Linked DNA regions of Homo sapiens: region 2 is linked to region 1. Evidence: read pairs that join two places in POLR2A ChIA-PET (ENCODE). Cell type or tissue: OCI-LY7. All regions are shown on one strand. Links, peaks and the distances in the headings refer to the core of each region. The heading gives the core; the rest is flanking DNA.

Region 1 (10,714 bases), core at 1,533-9,532:
ATAGCTTGACCATGTTGAAAGGTGATACCACAAGAGTCTACCTCACTGGTTGATTTATTGCTCAAAAGCAGTTCTCAATCCCCAATTCTTTTTTTTTTTTTTTTTTTTTTTTGAGACGGAGTCTGGCTCTGTTGCCCAGGCTGGAGTGCAGTGGCGTGATCTCAGCTTACTCCAACCTCCGCCTCATGGGTTCAAGCAATTCTCCTGCCTCAGCCTCCCAAGTACCTGGGATTACAGGTGCACACCCCCACGCCTGGCTAAATTTTGTATTTTTAGTAGAGACGGGATTTCACCATGTTGGCCAGGCTGGTCTCGAACTCCTGACCTCAAGAGATTCACCTGCCTCGGCCTCCCAAAGTGCTGGGATTACAGGCATGAGTCACCACGCCCGGCCCCCAATTCTGTGAAATTCCATATGACAATATTTTTTTCTGGGAAGGCCAAAGCTGTGATTTGGTAGAAGGAGTGGAGGACTCGCAGCTGGAAGAGCTGCCAACCACTTCACTTTCCAAAGTATTGCAAACCATGAAAGTGTGAGTTCTAACTCCACATTTCAGAGAGCTGATTAACCTCCTGAGCTGTGGTCTCCTTGTATGTAAAGTGCAGTTCACACCTCCAACAAATATCTGCTGAGCACCTACTGTATGTCGGACATTGTGCTAGGCACTAGCAACACAACTATGAGCCCTTCCTGACCCTCAGGGATTGGTAAACTACGGCCAGGGACTGTCTCTGCACCCAACAAGTTAAAAATGTTTTTCATATTTTTGGATTTGTGAAAAAAATCAAAAAGAATGTTTTGTAATTTGTGAAAATGTATATAAAATTCCAGTGTCAGAGTCCATAAATCATCTGTTATTTGAATACAGTCACATTCGTTAGTCTATGCATTGTCAATGGCTGCTTCCAGACCACAGTGGCAGAGCTGAGCAGTTGTAACAGAGACCATATGGCCCCCAAGGCCAAAAGTACTTACTATCTGGCTCTTTACAGAAAAAAAAATTTTTAAAATTGGCTGACCCTTGGACCAAAGGAAAAAAAACAAGGTAATTGCAGATTCAGAAAAGTTCTATGACATTTAAAAGGTAGGGACCGGGTGCGGTGGTTCATGCCTGTAATCCTAGCACTTTGGGAGGCCGGGATGGGCGGATCACTTAAGGCCAGGAGTTCGAGACCAGCCCGGACAACATGGTGAAACTCCGTCTCTACTAAAAATATAAAAATTAGCCAGGCATGGTGGCACGTGCCTGTAGTCCCAGCTACTTGGGAGGCTGAGACAGGTGAATCGCTTGGACCCGGGAAGTGGAGGCTGCAGTGAGCTGAGATTGCACCACTGCACTTCAGCCTGGGCAACAGAGTGAGACTCCGTTTCAAAAGACAAAAAAGAAAAGAAAAGAAATTTAAAAGGTTGGGGGGCGGGTGGAATTTTTCAAGGCTGTTATGAAGGTGGCAATTAAAGCGCCTAGAGAGGACACTCTGTTAACTTCCACAACTGGAGTATTTGCAGGTCCTACTGGCCCAACCTGGTACCAACCAGTTGAAAATAATGGGTGTGTCCAGAACGTCACTGGTTCCTGACCTCCGATCCCACTCAAGTCCTGCGGATGCTCTGCGCTGCGCTCTCAGGCTGCCCTCTGGGGATACACCTGTGTGCACGCCAAGGGTGCTGCTTCCACTACACCAGTGGTGTAGGTGCCAACATGGAGTTACACCTCTGCTGCCCTCACACTCACAGAGATGCTTTGCTGCACAGCGGGGTGAGGACAATGACCCTCTCCTCCACTCAGTATCCCTGAAGTTACTTTGGAACCTAAGCAGATAGCTGTGGCCTCTGTCTCCCTGACGCCCTGCGGAAATGGCTCCTTTAGTCCTTCCCTGCTGCCACCTGCCACTGGACTGGAAGACAAGGTCAGGGATTGGCACTGCATTTTTTCTATGCAAAATTCTTCCCCCGCTTCCTCTCTTCCTATGTTGTCTTCCCCCTCTCCTTCTCCCATGTAAATGCCCCATGTAAATAGATGCCTGTATGGACTAACGAAGCAGTGTCCTCTGGCTGTGTAATCTGCTGTATAATTCATATGATATGACATTATCAGCATTTCCTAATCTCCCTCTTAGTTGGCCACCCAGCCCCTTATCTTTATCCTACCCCAACTCCCTCACCCAGAGATACACAGTCCAGTATTTGTTGATTTGAATTGACGGAACTTGGGGCCCGGCAGTTCAGGCAGTCAGTCCCAGTCTCCTTGGCCCCTTCGAGTCATCAGACGGGACCCAGGCAGATCTGTGAGTGCATCAGTCCTGGACCAGTCTCTAGGTGCTCAGCGTGCTGCGGGAGATCTGGGTGTCTGGGGAGGGACCACACAGCAGGATCAGAACCTTGAAGGAGGCTCCTGCCCCTGGTGGCCTGCAGGGCATGCTGGCCTGCCCTGAGCTTCTGCTTGTGGCCCCGACATCCTGCCACTTCTTGCCTGTCTCTCTGCATAGGCTCTGACTGGGGTATCATGCTGTGAAGGGTCCACCAGGCCCTGTGCCACCAACTAGGCCTTCTCACAACCATTACTTAAGCTTACCTGAACTTCACATGCCCCCTGGACCTTGCACCTGTGTGTCCAGGCTGGGTCAGCACCTTGCATTGTTCTCTCCTCACCCCTGCTTGAGCTTCCTACCCCTAACTTAAAAAAAAAAAAATCTTCAGCTACCTTCTTTAGCCCAGAAACTCTCCTCAGCTTGCATGAGAGAGGGGTTAGGCACAGAACAACCCTGTTGTTCTGATGGGTTAACTTCAGTCTTTCCCAGGCCAGCTTCCTCCCCTTACTCTGAGGGGCCTGTGCCACCAAGGTCCCAGCGTGGCTCAAGGCTCAAGCTCACTTAACCACCATAGCAGCTGGTATCACCGCTTGGCTCCCTCTACTGGAGCAGAACAAAAGTTAGGGAGACAGGTGGAAGGGGCAACTATTAACACACATTGCACTATCTCTCGGTGGGCTCAGAAACTGGGGTAGGCCCAAACTAATGGGACAAGGCATCCAGTTACCATTAGGTGGAAAGACAGGCGGTGGCAGTGGGAGGATGACAGGCCAGTCCAGCGCCCTTCAGCAGGGCAATGTCTATATTCTTCATTTATATACCATTTGTTCTTTTTTTGTTTTGTTTTGTTTTTGTTTGTTGTTTGTTTGTTTGTTTGTTTTTGAGACCAAGTCTCACTCTGTTGCCCAGGCTGGAGTGCAGTGGTGCGATCTCAGCTCACTGCAACCTCCACCTCCCAGGTTCAAGTGATTCTCCTGCCTCAGTCTCCTGAGTAGCTGGGATTACAGGCGCCCACCACCACGCCTGGCTAATTTTTGTATTTTTAGTAGAGACGGAGTTTCACCATGTTGGTCAGGCTGGCCTCGAACTCCTGGCCTCGTGATCCGCCCACCTCGGCCTCCCAAAATGCTGGGATTACAGGTGTGAGCCACCGCACCTGGCCATCTCTGTTCTTTTAAGGAGGCAAGAAAGTAAGAACAAAGGGACAGAAGAAAATGTACACACAGGACTGCCAAGCAATCCTTCTCTGCTTCTCCTTCCAAGCATGTGATGTGTCCAACTCCCTCATCTCTCTGTCCCTGCTAACCAGGATAGGATTATTTTAAGTAGGTGAAAAATGTCTTTGACCATGTAAGGCCTCCTGAAACTCTAAAACCTGTTTTGTAAGAGTCTGTGCTCATTTTAATTTAATTAGCAAACTTGGAATTGCTCACACTGCTTTCTGATTCTGCAAGATTCATGAAAATGTATGCAAAATGTTATGGGGAATTGGTAAACTATGGTACTCTGTGTCTGTACAGCAATGCCCTTAAAAAGCAAGCTATCTGAGGCTGGTGATCAGGCAAGCTTCAGAACAATTCTCCCACTGGGTGGGAAGTTGGATGGGTGGCTTCCAAGGTTGCTTCTAACTCCAAGATGTTACGACACTAAGGTTAATGGACACTGAAATGCAGGCCAAGAAAAACCATCTAACGTGAGGGGTTAAAAAAAGACTTGACAATGTTTTTTACCCAGAACACGGTGAGCTGAAACATTTCCAGCTAGGGCTGTCAACAAAGAATGTGTTTGCAAAACATTCAGAAATTAAAGTAAACTTCAGCAGGCAAATGATAAACCTTCCCTAAAAAGGTAATCACATGGTGAGTGACCAGATTTTGGATGTGGTCCAAAATGCTTTCACATTTTTAACTCCAAATGGGCTGGGGCACTTGCTTTGAGGGTCAAAAACATGAGAAGTTAGGATAATTGCCTCCTACTCAGCAGGCAGCCGTGGGAAAGCTGTGAGAAATAAAGTACCTGGTGGCGACTCCGAAAAGCCAGCCAACCCCTGAGGATTGTGGTGCAGGAAGAAAGGGGCATAGAGTGGGCACACAGCGGTCCCAGAGCCATAGGAAAAGGAGGTCCCGGGGATACCAGGGCACCCCTCAGTCCAGCTGCCGATGCCCTGGCCAGGGGGCAGTGTGGGTTGCTTTGCCATCCTCCTTTCTCCCGGATGCTATTCCAGCCAGTACAGCACCACATCTGGAAAAGTCCTCATTCCATTGAGGCTCAGACTCTTCAACCACATCAAACTCTACCTTTTATTGGGGTGTGGAGGAGCTTTGGTTTTGGCTATATCTGCTTTACAATTTTTTTTCATTGTGAAATAGATCATATTACAAAAGAATGTGCATAACGTATATGTCCAGCTTAAAGAATAATAATAAAAACCAGATACACATATCCACACCACCCAGCTTAAGGAATTGAACATTGCCAATACCATGAAGCTCACTCCATGCCCACCCTTCCCAATTGTCTTGCTCTCCCTTCCCAAACCCTGGGGCAAGCCACTGACCTGACACAGGTGTTACTCATTCCCTGGCTTTCCTTTATAGTTTTAATCCATTTGTTGTGGATCCCTAACCAATATACTGCTTAGTGGTGCCTTTTGTGAATTTCATGTGACAAAGCCATGCTAATTGTAACCTTCTTAACATGCTGTCTTTGCTCAACAGTATTTTTGAAATTTGTTCATGTTGATGAGTGTAGCTGTAGTTTATTTGGTTTCTTTGCTATATGGGATTTCATTATGCCAAAATTTCTTCGTTATTCTGTTACTTATGAATATCTGGGTTGTTTCCTTTTTTAGCTATTATAGACAATGCTACTATGCACATTCTTGTACACATCTCCCATAGAGTATGTGCAAGAATTCCCCTCGGGCACAGCTACTCACAGTGTAGCTGGCAGACTCACTGCTGGTGCCCAAACTTTTATTGTTTTACAACAAGGTCAGGAGCTTGAGCCAGGATGTAAAGCAGCTACATCATTCAATTCACCATTTAGTTCAACTGCTACTTTTTTTCATAGCAGGACTTCCTTTCAAAGGAGCAATTGGGCCGGGCCCGGTAGCTCACGCCTAAAATCCCAGCACTTTGGGAGGCCGAGGTGGGCTGATTACTTGAGTTCAGGAGTTCAAGATCAGCCTGGACAACATGGTGAAACCCCATCTCTACTAAAAATACAAAAATCAGCCAGGCATGGTGGTACGTGCCTGTAATACCAACTCCTCAGGAGGCTGAGGCAGGAAGACCACTTGAGCCAGGAGCCAAAGGTTGGTCACCAGTGAGCCGAGATCAACCACTGCACTCCAGCCTGGAGAACAGAGAAATACCCTGTCTCAAAAAATAAAAAATAAAAAAGTGCAACTGATTTCATTCCGGAAGAAGCTCCTCAATTCCTCCTACTTCTGCTGCTTGGCAGGGCCCTTGGTGTCCTCTACCTTTTCTCTTCACCTTCATCTGCCAATCTCTGGGCACCCTCTCCCTCATCAGTGAAGACTTTGGTCTCTCACTCAGCCTCTCAGTTTTGCTCAATAAAAATGTGCTGCATGAGCGAGCTGAGATCGCGCCACTGCACTCCAGCCTGGGTGACAGAGTGAAACTCCGTCAAAAAAAAAAAAAAGTGCCACATGAATGAATGAATGCTGTGTTCTTTCCAACCCAAACATCTGCCTCAGGAGCTGCCATGTTCTTCCATGAATTCCACCTCCCCAGTTGATTTTTCCAGGGGATGGGTAAGAGTCAAAGTCCTCCCCAGACTTTTTCATCCTGGAACCAAGAAAGGCGGTCAGTGTATCTCCAGTGTAAAAGCTAAGATGTCATTCACCAGGGCTGGCAGCAGCCCTACTTACCACCTTGGGAGGAAGCTGCCTGCAGTGACAGAGGACAGAGTTGAGGCACAGAGAAGACAGCAGCAACACGAGTCGGAGCAAGCATCTGGTAGCACCTGGTCCCTGACTCCTGGGTCCCTGGGCCTGCCTGCATTGGTTTCTCAGCCCCATCTTGGCTTCTCTCTTTTGTCCAAGCTGGTTGAAATGGTTGTTTCACATCTGGAAAGAAAATGAATAATACACCCAATTTTAGGCTTAGTGAGCTGCAGAAAGCTGGAATCAAGGCTGCCCTTTGGACTGCAAAGCTGGTTATTACGAACATTTTTGAAGAATGTTGCTAATTCTTCAGATTGGTGTTACTGCAAATACCAAACTGAAACCAAAATCAAACCAAACAAAAACTCGCAAGCAAATAGGAGATCTGAGGTTGCCATATTGTAGGGCATTGCCATCTTTCCTGCCGCAGCTCAGGTATCAGCTGGACAGTTCTGCTTGGCGTGCACCACACGACCACCCGTGCCTGAACTCTGATCTCGGCTCGGGTCTTCCCAGGTCCTCTTTCCAGGGGTTCCCACTGTGGTCCATCACTCCATGTCACTTTACACCACTGGGAAGGCTATTTCACCACATCCACATGTAAGGACGGGAAAACAGCCAAACGGCACACAACTCCATGAAGAATTGTTAACACCAGCAGGGACAGCTAGGGATCTAACTCATACAGGAAAAAGGAGTACATGAGAAGCTCTGAGAAACAGCAGGACTCTCCCAAGGAATACTTAGTCCAGAAATAATTCTTTAAAACTGGGTGGAGCTTTAAAACCATTTTGCCACAGAAATCAAAAGCCCTTTATGGGCATTTCATCTGTCCCAGTCCCACCTAAAGTGGACATAAAGCACAATTCCAGTCCCTATCATCACGCCTATATAGGACAGAACAGATCAGCAGTTCCTCCTCTTCCCCATCCCTAGAAGAAAACAGCAATTATTCTTGGGTCACCTGATCACAGAGTGTACAGGAGAGGGGCACCTGGATATGTCATTCATTCCCATGTTTGAAGGTAGCTAAGGCTCAGAGAGGTTAAGTGAATTATCCAAAGTCACACAGCCATATAGTAACAGAACCCAGACTAGAAGTCAAAACTCTTGTCTAGTGCTCTTTTCTCTTCACTGTGCTGCTTAGGAGCACTTCTCAGGCAATACCGAAGACATTTCAAAGAGTGTGAATCAGAACGTGAAACCAATAAAGTAACTACAATGTCCTCAGATATCCACATGACAGCCCTGGGATGTCTTGGGCATTTTTTACCCCCAGCAGACATGCAAAGAGGTCCATGAGGGGCAGATGGACTCCTGTGGAACTGTAGGGCTGTGCTTTTCAAACCCTGGATCATGAAATCAACTTGTGGACTGAATAGCTTTTCTGAATAGAATATAAAATATCAACACTGTATCATATGGTAAAGTTAAATATTATTTCACAAACCTTTGATACCATGTGTGTGTGTGTGTGTGATGTAAAAAGTTTGCTTTTTTTTTTTTTTAACGGCGATCACTGTCAAAATGTTTCGAAAACTCTGCTTTAAGGAATAACTTCTGGAGAAACCCCCAGCTGTTACAGTTCAATGCTTTTATATTCCCTGCAGGTAGAAATTAATGCAAAAATGCTTTTATTTTTTTAATGTAGTAAACAAGATTTAGAAGCTATTTTAGTAAGGATCCAATTAACCAGAACTCTCAGGGAATTTAACGTCCTGGTTAATGGAATCTCTTCATTAATGAGGACAAATTGAAAACCCTTGTCAAGATACAGAGTCATAGAACATTATGGGTGGAAGAGACCTTGGAAATTGGTTTTCACCAACTCCCTCACTATCTTGCTGGCAGAAGGTGAGGCTCAGAAGGGGAAAGTGGCTTGCCCTAGGCCCTAAGGCTAATTGAGGGTTCAAGCCAAGACCTCAGCCCATAAATCACCTGCCCAACTCTCTTGTGAGACTGGGTTGAATCTTAGTGAAATCACACATAATAACCCTTGGGCTTGCTTCTTAATATAAAAGCACAGCATTTAGCTTGTCTATTGCCATTTGCTTTTTCTTATAGCTCAGTAAATTTGGTTTTACAGAATTTAGAACAAACACCAAAGATCTACTGGTAGCATCAAAAGGTTGGTGTGGTGTGGTTGAGCATCTTTCTCTCTGTCTCTCTCTCCGTCTCTCCTCTTCTTTTTTTTTTTTTTCTTTGAGACAGTCTCACACTGTTGCCTAGGCTGGAGTGCAGTGGAGTGATCTCAGCTCACTGCAAGCTCCCAGGTTCACACCATTCTCCTGCCTTAGCCTCCCGAGTAGCTAGGACTACAGGTGCCTGCCGCCACACCCAGCTAATTTTTTTTTTTTTTTTTGTATTTTTAGTAGAGACGGGGTTTCACTGTGTTAGCCAGGATGGTCTCCATCTCCTGACCTCATGATCTAACCACCTTGGCCTCCCAAAGCGCTGGGATTACAGGTGTGAGCCACCACACCCAGCCCCTCTCCTTTTCTTTTTCTTTGTTTGCTCTGATCTTTTTTCTTCATGTACATTATTGGTTTTTCGAGACAGGGTGATAACCTTTTTTTAAAATATATTTTTTATATTGCTTGAGGCTGAGAGAAGCTATTTTCATTCTTGGAACTCCCTAAACCATTCCTGTGACCGGTTTCTGCCTATAAGCGACTACTTAATGAGTTTTATCATATGGAGAATAAACCCTGGGAAACCAAAATGCATAGTCTTGTCCTTTGGTGGCATGCACTGTTCTCTGGGCACATTTGTTCGTTGAACACATACACATAATGTATCAGGCACTAAGGATGCAGCAGGGAACAAAACAGAAAAATCCCTGCCCTTAGGGAGCTTATACTCTAATAGTAACAAATAAGCAGACAGTAAACAAATAAGCAAATAAGCACATAGTAGGTCAGATGGCAATAAAGTCGAAGGAGTGGGGAAAGGCAGGCTAGAGGAAAATAGGGATTGCTGAGGATGGGTGGTTACTATTTCATATGGAGTAGTCAAAGAAGGCTTGTGAATCAAGAAACAGACGTCTGAAGCAAGTAAGGGCATGAGGCAGCTCACAGTCTGGGAGAAGAGAGCTCCTGGCTGGGGAGAAACAGCATTGTGTCAGGCTACAAATAACTTCCACCAAGTACCAGTGATTTCTGACTCGTCAACTCCACCTTGCCGATGACACTGTCCTAGAGGTTAGTTTTTTTCGTTTGTTGTTTGTTTGTTTGTTTTAATTTTGAGATGGAGTTTCACTCTAGTTGCCCAGGCTGGAGTGCAATGGCATGATATCAGCTCACTACAACCTCTGCCTCCTGGGTTCAAGCAATTCTCCTGCCTCAACCTCCTGAGTAGCTGGGATTACAGGCACCTGCCACAATGCCCGGCTAATTTTTTGTATTTTTAGTAGAGATGGGGCTTCACCATGTTGGCCAAGCTGGTCTCTAACTCCTGACCTTAGGTGATCCACCTGCCTCGGCCTCCGAAAGTGTTGGGATTACAGGCATGAGCCACCGCGCCTGGCCCCTAGACGTTATCAGACACTGATTTAGGGAGAAGACATTGCGCTGTTTCGTTCCATGAGCAAGCACATGTGCTAAGGATTCTGTGCTGAAAGACACAGATGATCCCTGCCCACCTGATATTAGTGACAAATCAAAAAATGACTGTCCACGCTGGTCAGGCTACGATTGCAGTAAGAATGCTGCAAAGAAGGGAGGTACAACATGCAAGTCTTCCGGAATAGGAAGAAGGATAATTTCAGGCAGAGGAAATAGCAGGCATAAAGGCACAGAGGTAGAGAGGATGGTGCATTCAGGGATCCTCTAGCTGTTTGGTCTGGTTGGGAGGTGAGTGTCAAGAAATGAGGATAGAAGCAAGCAAAAAGTAGAAGTAGAAGGTTGGGCATAGTTGCTCATGCCCATAATCCCAGCATTTTGGGAGGCCGAGGCGGGCAGATCACTTGAGGCCAGGAGTTCAAGACCAGCCTGGCCAATATGGTAAAACCCTGTCTCTACTAAGAGTATGAAAATTAGCCGGACGAGGTGGCATAGGCCTGTAATCCCAGCTACCTGGGAGGCTGAGGCACGAGAATTGTTTGAACCCAGGAGGTAGAGGTTGCAATGAGACTGCACTCCAGCCTGGGCAACAGAGTAAGACACTGTCTCAAAAAAGAAAAAAGAAAGAAATGATGATAGAATTGGGCAGAAATGTGGGTGTCACTGTACTGTCTGTACATTATGAAAATGCTCTCTGTAGCACTATTAAAATCCTTCCTAGTTGAAATGAAAGAAGTGGGCTGGGGTGTGGTACTGTCATGGGGAGGCTCTAGAGAGGAAGACAGGAGCACACATAAAATCATAAATTTTAATTTACAGCAGAAAAATAAACTGATCAGACTCGCCTTTTATAAAGATTTCCTTGATACACAAGGGATGAAAAGAGGGAGAGCGTGGAAACAGGTGAATCAGTGAAGAGGCTGACAGATCCATG
Region 2 (10,714 bases), core at 950-8,949, 110 kb before region 1:
TTCTTTTTTTTTTTTTTTTCTTTGAGTCTCGCTCTGTCACCCAGGCTGGAGTGCAGTGGTGCCATCTCGGCTCACTGCAACCCCCGTCTTGCAGGTACAAGCAATTCTCCTGCCTCAGCCTCCTGAGTAGTTGGGATTACAGGCACGCACCACCACGCCTAATTTTTGTATTTTTAGTAGAGACAGGTTTCACCATTTTGGCCAGGCTGGTCTTGAACTCCTGACCTCAATGATCCACCCACCACCTCGCCCTCCCAAAGTGCTGGGATTACAGGCATGAGCCACCATGCCTGGCCACATTTGGAGAGTTTAACAACTCTAAGTAATCAATATAATAAGAAAACAAAAAATTACTATTAAGAATATAGAATAGACAACCCTACCCACAAGAAAAATTAGCCACATATGTAATTTTAAGTTTTCTAAGTCACATTTAAAAAAAATCATTTAAATAATATTTTTATTTACTAACCCAAAATATTAGCATTTCAACCTACTCAGTATTTTTTACTTTTCTTTCTTTTTTCTTTTTTTTGAGACAGGGTTTCACTCTCATCGACCAGGCTGGAGTGCAATGGTGCGATCTCGGCTCAAGCAATTCTCCTCCCTCAGCCTCCCAAGTAGTTGGGACTACAAGCGTGAGCCAGCTAATTTTTTTTTAAATTTTTTGTAGAGATAGGGTTTCACCATGTTGCCCAGGCTGGTCTCGAACTCCTGGGCTCAAGTGATCCACCCACCTCACTCAGCCTCCCAAAGTGCTGGGATTACAGGCATGAGCCACCACGCCTGGCCCATTATTACTTTACATACAGTCTTCTAAATCTGCTGTGTATTTTACACCTACAGCACATTTCAACTTAGACACTAAATGCTTATCAGAAACACATAATCATTTAATTTCATAAAACTTACAACTGAAAAAGTAGACATGTATAAAAGTTGTTCCAACAAAGTTTTCCAGTATAACCAAATCAAATATTAATCATTTTCCACTCATATTTGTATCCATACTAACAAAACTGTTAATGTAAATAAAATTAAATAAAACTGAAAATTAAGTTCTTCAGTCACACCATTCAAACTGCTTTAATACTCATTTCTTTCACTAACAACCATTTCTATACATGTTTCCTCTTGTATGAACGGTCTATTCACAATCTAGATAGTTTTAAAGAAATGTTTAAATTACCACCCTAAAGTCCCTTTAATTCTACACTAAATCAGATGTTTAAACAGTATTTTACGACAGGTTTTTTAATTCAAAAAACTTTGTGTTTGCTGTAAACTGGAGTACCTTGTATACAGTACATAATTTAATGCTGGAAATCTAATTTAAAAGGTTTAGCCGGCTGGGTGCGGTGGCTCACATCTGTAATCCTAGCACTTTGGGAGGCCGAGGCAGGTGGATCATGAGGTCAGGAGATCGAGACCATCCTGGCCAACATGGTGAAACCCTGTCTCTACTAAAAATACAAAAATTAGCTGGGCATGGTGGTGGGTGCCTGTAATCCCAGCTACTTGAGAGGCTGAGGCAGGACAATTACTTGAACCCAGGAGGCAGAGGTTGCAGAGAGCCAAGATCACGCCACTGCACTCCAGCCTGGCAACAGAGGAAGACTCCGTCTCAAAAATAAATAAATAAAATAAAAAGTTTATAGTTACTATATATATGTTTGTTTAATATACTTATGATTTACTTCCTACAGAACCCTCAGTCAGAAATGTTTCCTATCACATTTGGGATTAAGGAAAAAAAAAAAAGAAGTAGCATGGTGAAACCTCATCTCTACTAAAAATACAAAAATTAGCTGGGCGTGGTGGCACACCTGTAGTCCCAGCTATTCAGGAGGCTGAGGCAGAAGAATCGCTTGAACCCGGGAGGCGGAGCTTGCAGTGAGCCAAGATCGCACCACTGCACTCCAGCCTGCGTGACAGAGCAAGACTCCGTCTCAAAAAAAAAAAAAAAAAAAAACCTCTAGAGATACTTTTTTATATTGGGGAGGAAAAGCATTTTCCAAGAACTACAAGGTTTTAGGCATTAATAGAACATACATATACACCCTAGAATATATATCAAGATACATGACAACATTCAAGTTCTAGTACATATGCTTAAAAATTAGCCTCAATACTTAAAATTAAAACTATTACATCACTCCCACAGGCTTTATAGATTATGCAGCCCAATTTACTCATTTTAAAAATAAGAAAAACATACAATTAAACCACTGTTTGGGGGGAAATCAAGGCCAGGTCTTATTTAGTGTTATTTCCTCCACAGCAGTGCTAGTCAAGCTTAACATGAATACACATCACCTGAGTATCTTGTTAAAATGCATATCCTGATTCAATAAAACTGGGATTGAGCTTGAAACTGCATTATTATCAATCCAAGATGATGCCAAAATTGCTGGTCCTCAGGATATATGGACTAACAAGGGTCACTCTATTTCACAAGTGTTTAGGATGTAAGTGTCATTCATTTAATTCTATTTCATGTAGTTTCTAACAATATTAAAATAAAATTTTCAAGGAAGAAAAAAAGTTTTCAAGCTAAACTGTAATGCTCTATTTTTCCTGGGAGACTGCTAATACTGTGATACAACTAACCACTCCAGGGTTGCTATCAAGGGTTTGATATACCAAAGTTCAAAAAAGTCGAGGTACATAAAACAATCTCTACTTAAAAAAGGAAAAAGCTATAGAAATTATTTTAAAATGGCTGGGCGCGGTGGCTCACACCTGTAATCCCAGCACTTTGGGAGGCCAAGGCGGGCGGATCACGAGGTCAGGAGATCGAGACCACAGGGAAACCCCGTCTCTATTAAAAATACAAAAAAAGTAAGCCGGACACGGTGGCAGGCGCCTGTAGTCCCAGATACTCAGGAGGCTGAGGCCGGAGAATGGCGTGGACCCAAGAGGCGGAGCTTGCAGTGAGCCGAGACCGTGCCACTGCACCCCAGCCTGGGCGACAGAGCGAGACTCCGTCTGAAAAAAAAAAAAAATTATTTTAAAACGTTAACATGATATACGGCTAGGATTGAAAACTATCAGCTAGTTTAGCTCTATTAAACTATTAGTCTAGCTCATCCAATCACCTGGGTGAGCTTTTATAACAGTGCTGGGTCTCCCCCACAAGACTATTGCAGCCTGGGATACAAGTATTACAAGTACTGACAAAGACACAAACTTGGACTTCGATAAATTTTTTTTGAAGGAAAAAAACAGCTACTAGTCAAACAGATACTACAAGAAAATATTTTAACTTATAATCTGGTCCTGTAAAACATTAAGAACTTATAAACTCATATTTCTCTCATATAAAATTAGAACTACAATGCAAATTACAAAAACAAAAATTTTAAAGACTCCAGGAAACGACTTATTAACAATTTCAGTTATCAAATATTTTCTCCCTTAGACTTGTCCCTTTCTAGCCAACAACAAAAGACCATCCTAAAATAGACTTTTAAAAATGCTTTAAAGAGGGCAGCTGCAGTGGCTCACGCCTGTAATCCTAGCACTTTGGGAGGCCGAGGTGGGTGGATCACCTGAGGTCAGGCGTTCCAGACCAGCCTGGCCAACATGGTGAAACCCTGTCTCCACTAAAAATACAAAAATTAGCCAGGCGTGGTGCCACACGCCTGTAATCCCAGCTATTTGGGAGGCTGAGGCAGAAGAATCACTTGAACCCCAGAGCCCGGGAGAGGGAGGTTGCAGTGAGACAAGATCCCGCCATTGCACTCCAGCCTCAGTGACAGAACCAGACTCCATCTCAAAAAAAAAAAAAAAAATGCTTTAAAGAGTATATAATACCATTCATCTCCTTCCTTCATTACTATTAAATCAGGAAACAAAGAGTTGTTTTTCCTATAGGATTCACATACTATTTTCCACTTGAAATGTACCCCGTTTCCATAGTAACTACCACTGATGTCACAGAATTTTTGCTGTTCCCACTTAAAGAACACTAAGGCAAAAAATACTTTTATGCATTTATTAAAATAGACGAAGAAAAATGTAAAATGGTTTATAAATGTATAAACTCAAAAGTATTTTTCCCCAAAGTTTGTCATCAAATATTACCCAGTTCTTAAAAGCATACACCTGAATATGTAAGTGTACTTAAAAAAAATACTAAAGTTGGCCGGGCGCGGTGGCTCACGCCTGTAATCCTAGCCCTTTGGGAGGCCGAGGCAGGTGGATCACTTGGGGTCAGGAGTTCAAAACCAGCCTGGCCAATATGGTGAAACCCCGTCTCTACTAAAAATACCAAAAAAATAGCTGGGCGTGGTGGCAGATGCCTGTAATCCCAGCTACTTGGGAGGCTGAGACACGAGAATCACTTGAACCTGGGAGGTAGAGGTTGCAGTGAGATGAGATCGTCGTCCACTGTACTCTAGCCTGGGCAGAGCAAGGCTCCATTTCAAAAAAAAAAAAAAAAAAAAAGAATACTAAAGTAAATTTAAATTTGGTATTTTAAATGACGTTAAAATTTAGGAAGTCAACTTTGTTAGCTAGTCAGGAGATTCTAGAATAAGCGATGGCTCAGGGGATTCTTTTTTTTTTTTTTAAGATTTTGGGTGTTTTGCTTATTTGTTTTGAGATGGGGTCTTGCTCTGATGCCCAGGCTGCAGTACAGTGGCACAATCACAGCTCACTGTGGCCTTGACCCCCAAGGCTCAAGACATCCTCCCATCTCAGCTTTCTGAGTAGCTGGGACCACAGGCATGCACTACCACAGTCAACTAATTTAGTTTTTGTAGAGACCAGGTCTCACTATGTTGCCCAGGCTGGTCTCAAACTCCTGGACTAAAGGGATCCTCCTGCCTCAGCCTCCCCAAAGTGCTGGGATTCCAGGAGTGGGCCACCACACCCAGCCTCGGGGAACTCTATAATCAACAAGACAGAAATTCAGACATTTTATTCAGGTTCTGCAAGTCTCTTCATTTTCTTCTACAGAGAAGTCTTGAAGAAAATCTCACCTCAAGTCAAGACCAAAAAAAAGGGTCTTAGACGGGCTCTTAGGTACTTTTTTGGGGGGAAATGAGGGAGAACATACTTTTGTTATGTGGACCAGATTTTTAAAGAATGAGAGTACACAATATTGAAACTTTCTTACTTTAATATTTTTTAGGTAAGTTGTTTATATCCTAGAGAAATTCCTGCATACATATACAAGAAGAACGAAACATGGTTCCTTGTTCACCAAAGTATTGTTGGTAACTACAAAAAAAAAAATTGGAACAACCTAAATACCCATGGATAAATAAAAAATAAGTCAGAGAATTGAAATTAATGCATAAGATCTAAATATTTACATATGGATAAGCTTCCACACCAACGTGGAATGAAAAAAATTAAATCAAGCAGCCAGGCGCGGTGGCTCATGCCTGTAATCCCAGCACTTTGGGAGGCCGAGGCAGGTGGATCACGAGGTCAGGAGATCGAGACCATCCTGGCTAACGTGGTGAAACCCCATCTCTACTAAAAAATACAAAAAATTAGCCAGGCGTGGTGGCACACACCTGTAGTCCCAGCTACTAGGGAGGCTGAGGCAGAAGAATGGCATGAACCCGGGAGGTGGAGCCTGCAGCGAGCCGAGATCGCGCCACTGCACGCCAGCCTGGGTGACAGAGCAAGACTCCGTCTCAAAAAAAAAAAAAAAAAAAAAATTTAAATTAAATCAAGCTACAAAATACAGTCTGAACCACTCACCATGTTTTAAACACAACACAATACTGTATATTATTTATGAAATATACAAATGTTATAAGCTATTTAAAAACCAGAAAGCATACACCACTTTCAGGACAGGTGCATATCTACGAAGAAAGGGTAAAAGAGAAAGGTTATTGGGTGAACCATTCAACTGCACAGTAACATTTTCTCTTTTAAAAAGGATTCAAAATCAATATGGCAAATATTATGTATTAGATTAATGCAATGGCTACTTGGGTATCTATTTTATCTTTCTCTGTCATTTTTGTAAGTTTGAAATACATTACAATTGTTTTTAATGAAACATTTTAATTTGCCTCAAAATTTACTTCCACAGACAGGCAAGAAAACTTACCTTTACTGAAATGACTCAATGAAATAATCCTCTCAACAACCCAGTAACTTAGCTATTAGTCCCATTTCACAGAGAGGAAATGTGGATCTTCGAAGATGTTTTTTTAAAAATTATTTAAGATTCTACAGTTAAAAGGTAATGCATGCATCAAGATTTCTATCTTTTAAACCCATGCTGTTTCCACTATACCAAACTGCTATTCGATGTTATAGGATAATTCTTAAACAGATCAATCACTGTTCCCCAGTGATACAGCCATAGAAAGGAGACTCAAATCAGTCCACATAATGATGCTTATCATTTAAAATAAATCCCTAGTATTAGCTAATCGACTCTTATGAGTAAAAAACTACAAGCGCAGAATAAGAATAGGTTTAAAGGGCTTGTTTTTGCTTGGGAAAGGTGGATTCGCTAACATCTGGTATTTGAGATTTCTAGCTCCCTAAAGTTCCAGATTAAACTAGATGTTTAGGAAAAAACTAGAGCAACCAAAATAATCACAATTACAAATACACATAACCCTTCCTTACCAGACATATCACGGGGCAAAAAACTGCTTACTAAAGAATGGTCAACACATTTGTAATTCAATTATTTATCATGGGCCTATGACTGAGTTAATACTGTCAATATTTAATTAGCCACAGCCACACCGTACAACAGTGAGTCTCACACCCACTAGAGTTTAAGAACCATCTGGGTAACTGGCTCAGAATACAGATTCTTAGACCCCACCTCCAGAGTCTGATTCAGCTGATCCATGGAGTCCAGAAATCTACATTTTTAACAAGCACCCCACTAACCAGCACCATGCTAATTCTGACACAAGGGGTGAAAGGTCTAGAACTGGAGGTGCATAAATCTTTATTCTTTCAATAGTCACTGAACACCTACAACACAGTTCTGAGAACTACAGATTCAGTAGTAAAACAAAATTAAGAACAACAACAAAAATCCTGCCCTTAGGAGTTTACATCCTAAAGACAGAGCAATAGAAAACATATGTGTGATGTCAGCTAGTGTTAAGTGCTACAGAGAAAAGTAAAGCGAGCCAAGGGAAATGGAGGCAGGAGTTGTCATTGAAGACAGTAGTCACAGATAACTTCTCCTACAAGATGACATTTGAGCAAAGAACTGAAAGACATGGACATCTGGAGGAAAAGAGGAAAACATTATTAGTAACTTTCTCATCCCTCAAAATAATTCACTGTATGAAATAATTTTAGGTGTTGTAGCTTTTACTACAGAAGAGTGAAAAACACAGAGTGCCGACTATGTGCCTATTATCTCTTTAAACCTCAAAATCACTTTGTGGAGTAGCTATGAGTTTCCTTGTTTCCATAAAGGAGTACACTGAAGCTCAGATAAAGCAATCTGCGAGGATACACATTTTGTAAGTAATCAACTGAGGATGCACAACCAGGTCTTTCTAATTGTCAAAATGCATCATCCTCCAACTAAGCCAAACTGTTAGCATCTTTATTATCAAATGAGCATGTCTGCTGAATAAACTCAGATCTGAATTCTTATATGCTCAGTACTTCTAGAAACCTGAAAAAAGCTACCAAAAATACAAGTTGTTTATTAAAAAGGTGGGGGGGGGGGTTATTTATCATCTTTATAACAAATCTTGGCATACAGCTATTTTTCCAAAAATTCCCTAGTTAATATGTATTTATACAGTCAGCAAATCATTTACACAGTCTCCCAATATTTGGGGAACAATTTTTTCTTCATAAACTTTCTAGAAGGGCAAGTATTAAATTGCATACCTTTAAAATATAAGATGCAATAAAAGTATATTTGCCCATCTTTGGCAAGATAAGCACATATATTTAAATATAAGTAAATGTGTAACTCACTGTTTCCTATTCACCAACTCCAACAATTCTCAGGACACCTACTATCCAATCTGTCATGAATTACGAGGAAGACCTCCCATCCTACCTACTTCACACTGGTAACTAGAGAGCAAGGCACTATACTAGACAGAAGTATAATTCAATAATAACAGTCTTTACTCTTAACGGTTCTAACACAAAAAGTATAAAAGGATACTGTAAAATAAAGGAAATGCTATTTGAGTACAAAAGTAGCCCTTTTTGGATTATCTAAACTAGGGTTATCAATAAAGACATTCTGAAGACGGCTGCACCTCTTAAGCCCTGAGGATCAGATTAAGGCTAACTTTAAAAATGTAGTCTAGGCCGGGCACAGTGGCTCACGCCTGTAATCCCAGCACTTTGGGAGGCCAAGGCAGGCAGATCATGAGGTCAGGAGTTGGAGACCAGCCTGACCAACATGGTGAAACCCTGTCTCTACTAAAAATACAAAAATTACCCGGGCGTGGTGGCGGATGCCTGTAATACCAGCTACTCAGGAGGCTGAGGCAGAAGAATCACTTGAACCCGGGAGGCAGAGGTTGCAGTGAGCCGAGATTGTACCACTGCACTCCAGCCTGGGCAACAGAGTGAGACTCCATCTCAAAAAATAAAATAAAATAAAATAAAAATAAAAGTATAGTCTGAGAATGTTGGACATCAACCCTGAGGAATACCACTGACAATTTCAGAGCAGAGGAGAGAGAGTCAAAGCTGTGTTGCAGAGATAAACTCAAAGTGATGAGTAAGAAGTGTAATGCGCAAATCAGATATAAGGCAATTTCAAGAGCCCGAATATAAAGTGAGAAGCCCAAAGTCAAGAGGTGACAGTAAAAATGGAAGAGCTAGTTCTTAAACATCATTCTCTGTGGCCTTAGGCCAAATTATTCCATATTTGTTATATGAAACACTCACTTTTCTTACATGCCTTATAAAACGACAATGTACTACATTCCTATTTCCGGAAGTATTTTTAGTACAATGACTCTAAGAGCTCCAAGATTTTGTAGCACACGGATCAAGAATTAATCGAAAACACAGAAGGTTTCCTTGACTCAGGCATATAGTTTAAGAATTCTCTTTTAGGCTCAAAAAATAACTTTGTTGGCTAGGCACAGTGGCTTGCGCCTGTAATCCCAGCACTTTGGGAGGCTGAGGCGGGTGGATCACGAGGTCAGGAGATTGAGACCATCCTGGCTAACACGGTGAAACTCCGTCTCTACTAAAAATACAAAAAATTAGCCATGCGTGGTGGCACACGCCTGTAGTCCCAGCTACTAGGGAGGCTGAGGCAGGAGAATGGCGTGAACCCGGGAGGCGGAGCTTGCAGTGAGCTGAGATCACGCCACTGCACTCCAGCCTGGGGTACAGAGCGAGACTCCGTCTCAAAAAAAAAAAAAAATTACTTTAAGAGTTGTAAAGTATCAAGCCATAAAAGAACTCTGAAATTTGGGATAGCCAGTTAGCAAGGGAATCATACACACACACACACACACACACACACACACAAATACACACACACACACACACACAAATACACACACACACAAATTTAGAATATTTAAATTTAGAATAGACACTTAGATCGAATAGGGCTACTATGACAAATTTCAAAAAGCTTTAAGCCAATACTCTGGAAATTTAGACACTAAGTTCCATTCTGCCACATCTCTCTACCTCAGATGACTGTTACAGCAGCAGTTTAAAAAAAGAGAAGGCCGGGCACAGTGGCTCACACCTGTAATCCCAGCACTTTGGGAGGCCGAGGCAGGCAGAACACCTGAGGTCAGGAGTTCAAGGCCAGCCTTGGCAACATGGTGAAACCCTGTCTCTACTAAAAATACAAAAAATTGGCCAGGAGCAGTGACTCACACCTGTAATCTTAGCACTTTCGGAGGCCAAGGTGGGTGAATCACGAGGTCAGGAGTTCGAGACCAGCCTGCCCAACATAGTGAAACCCCATCTCTACTAAAAATACAAAAAAATTAGCCAGGCGTGAGGGCGGGTACCTGTAGTCCCTTGGGAGTAGCTACTTGGGAGGCTGAGGCAGGAGAATCACTTGAACCCTGGAAGCAGAGGTTGTAGTGAGCAGAGATCATTCCTGGGTGACAGAATGAGACTCCATCTCAAAAAGAAAAAAATTCGCCAGGTGTGGTGGTGTGTACCTAAAATCCCAGTTACTCGGGAGGCTGAGGCAGGAGAATGGTTTGAATCTGGGAAGCAGAGGTTGCAGTGAGCCAAGATCGCGCCATTGCACTCCAGCCTGGGCGACAAGAGCTAAACTCTGTCTCAAAAAAAAAGAGGTAAGTATTCACTCAAATTCCAGACTTGGCTCAATACAGACAAAATTCCTACTACAAGAGCAGCCGTGAAAAGAAGGGAATGGTGCCAAAAGGAGACAAATAAACACCCCTCCAACTAGATAAAATGTGACTAATTTGAAAAAAAAAAAAAAAACAAAGATAAAGTCAGAGCTTCGCACTATACTCTCCTTTTGTCCCCTCTTAGTTTGGCAATTTGAGGGTACATGACAGGATTCCTTGTAGTAAATAAACACACACGCTCAAAAACAGGATGAAGGAAGGAGATGTTAGCACAGTTTTTAAGTTGCATTTTGAGCTCCTCAGATAATTTTTCCAGGAATTATCCAGTTACTTAAACCAATTATTTGCTCTATTTGGCTACAGGAAAATAGCCCCATTCCTTTTTTTATTAAACATACTCTAATACCATTTGGTCTTTCAGTTGCCTCTATCTA

The links. ChIA-PET counts read pairs that join two places held together with the same protein. Peaks named below come from ENCODE experiments on the same cell type or tissue, not always from the same donor. Only the 100,000 strongest peaks of a DNase experiment are listed, where the experiment ranks them.
Region 2: POLR2A ChIA-PET joins it to region 1 with 10 read pairs; 14 of 35 experiments call an interaction of 5 or more read pairs at or near these places.

The regions. Positions count from the first base shown.
Region 1 is chr2:38,463,039-38,473,752 of GRCh38, forward strand. LINC02613 (long intergenic non-protein coding RNA 2613) reads right to left here. Exons shown (of 5, transcript NR_110259.1): 4 at 6,206-6,403. Among named protein-coding and RNA genes, the nearest start is that of LINC01883, 37 kb to the left of the region's middle. In OCI-LY7, for the core only: CTCF peaks have their summits at 2,928 (motif pointing left) and 3,127; DNase peaks (open chromatin) are centred at 2,883 and 6,263; H3K27ac peaks cover 391 bases.
Region 2 is chr2:38,355,701-38,366,414 of GRCh38, forward strand. The region is part of intron 1 of ATL2 (atlastin GTPase 2); the gene reads right to left. Among named protein-coding and RNA genes, the nearest start is that of ATL2, 16 kb to the right of the region's middle. In OCI-LY7, for the core only: no CTCF peak of the experiment used is centred there; no DNase peak of the experiment used is centred there.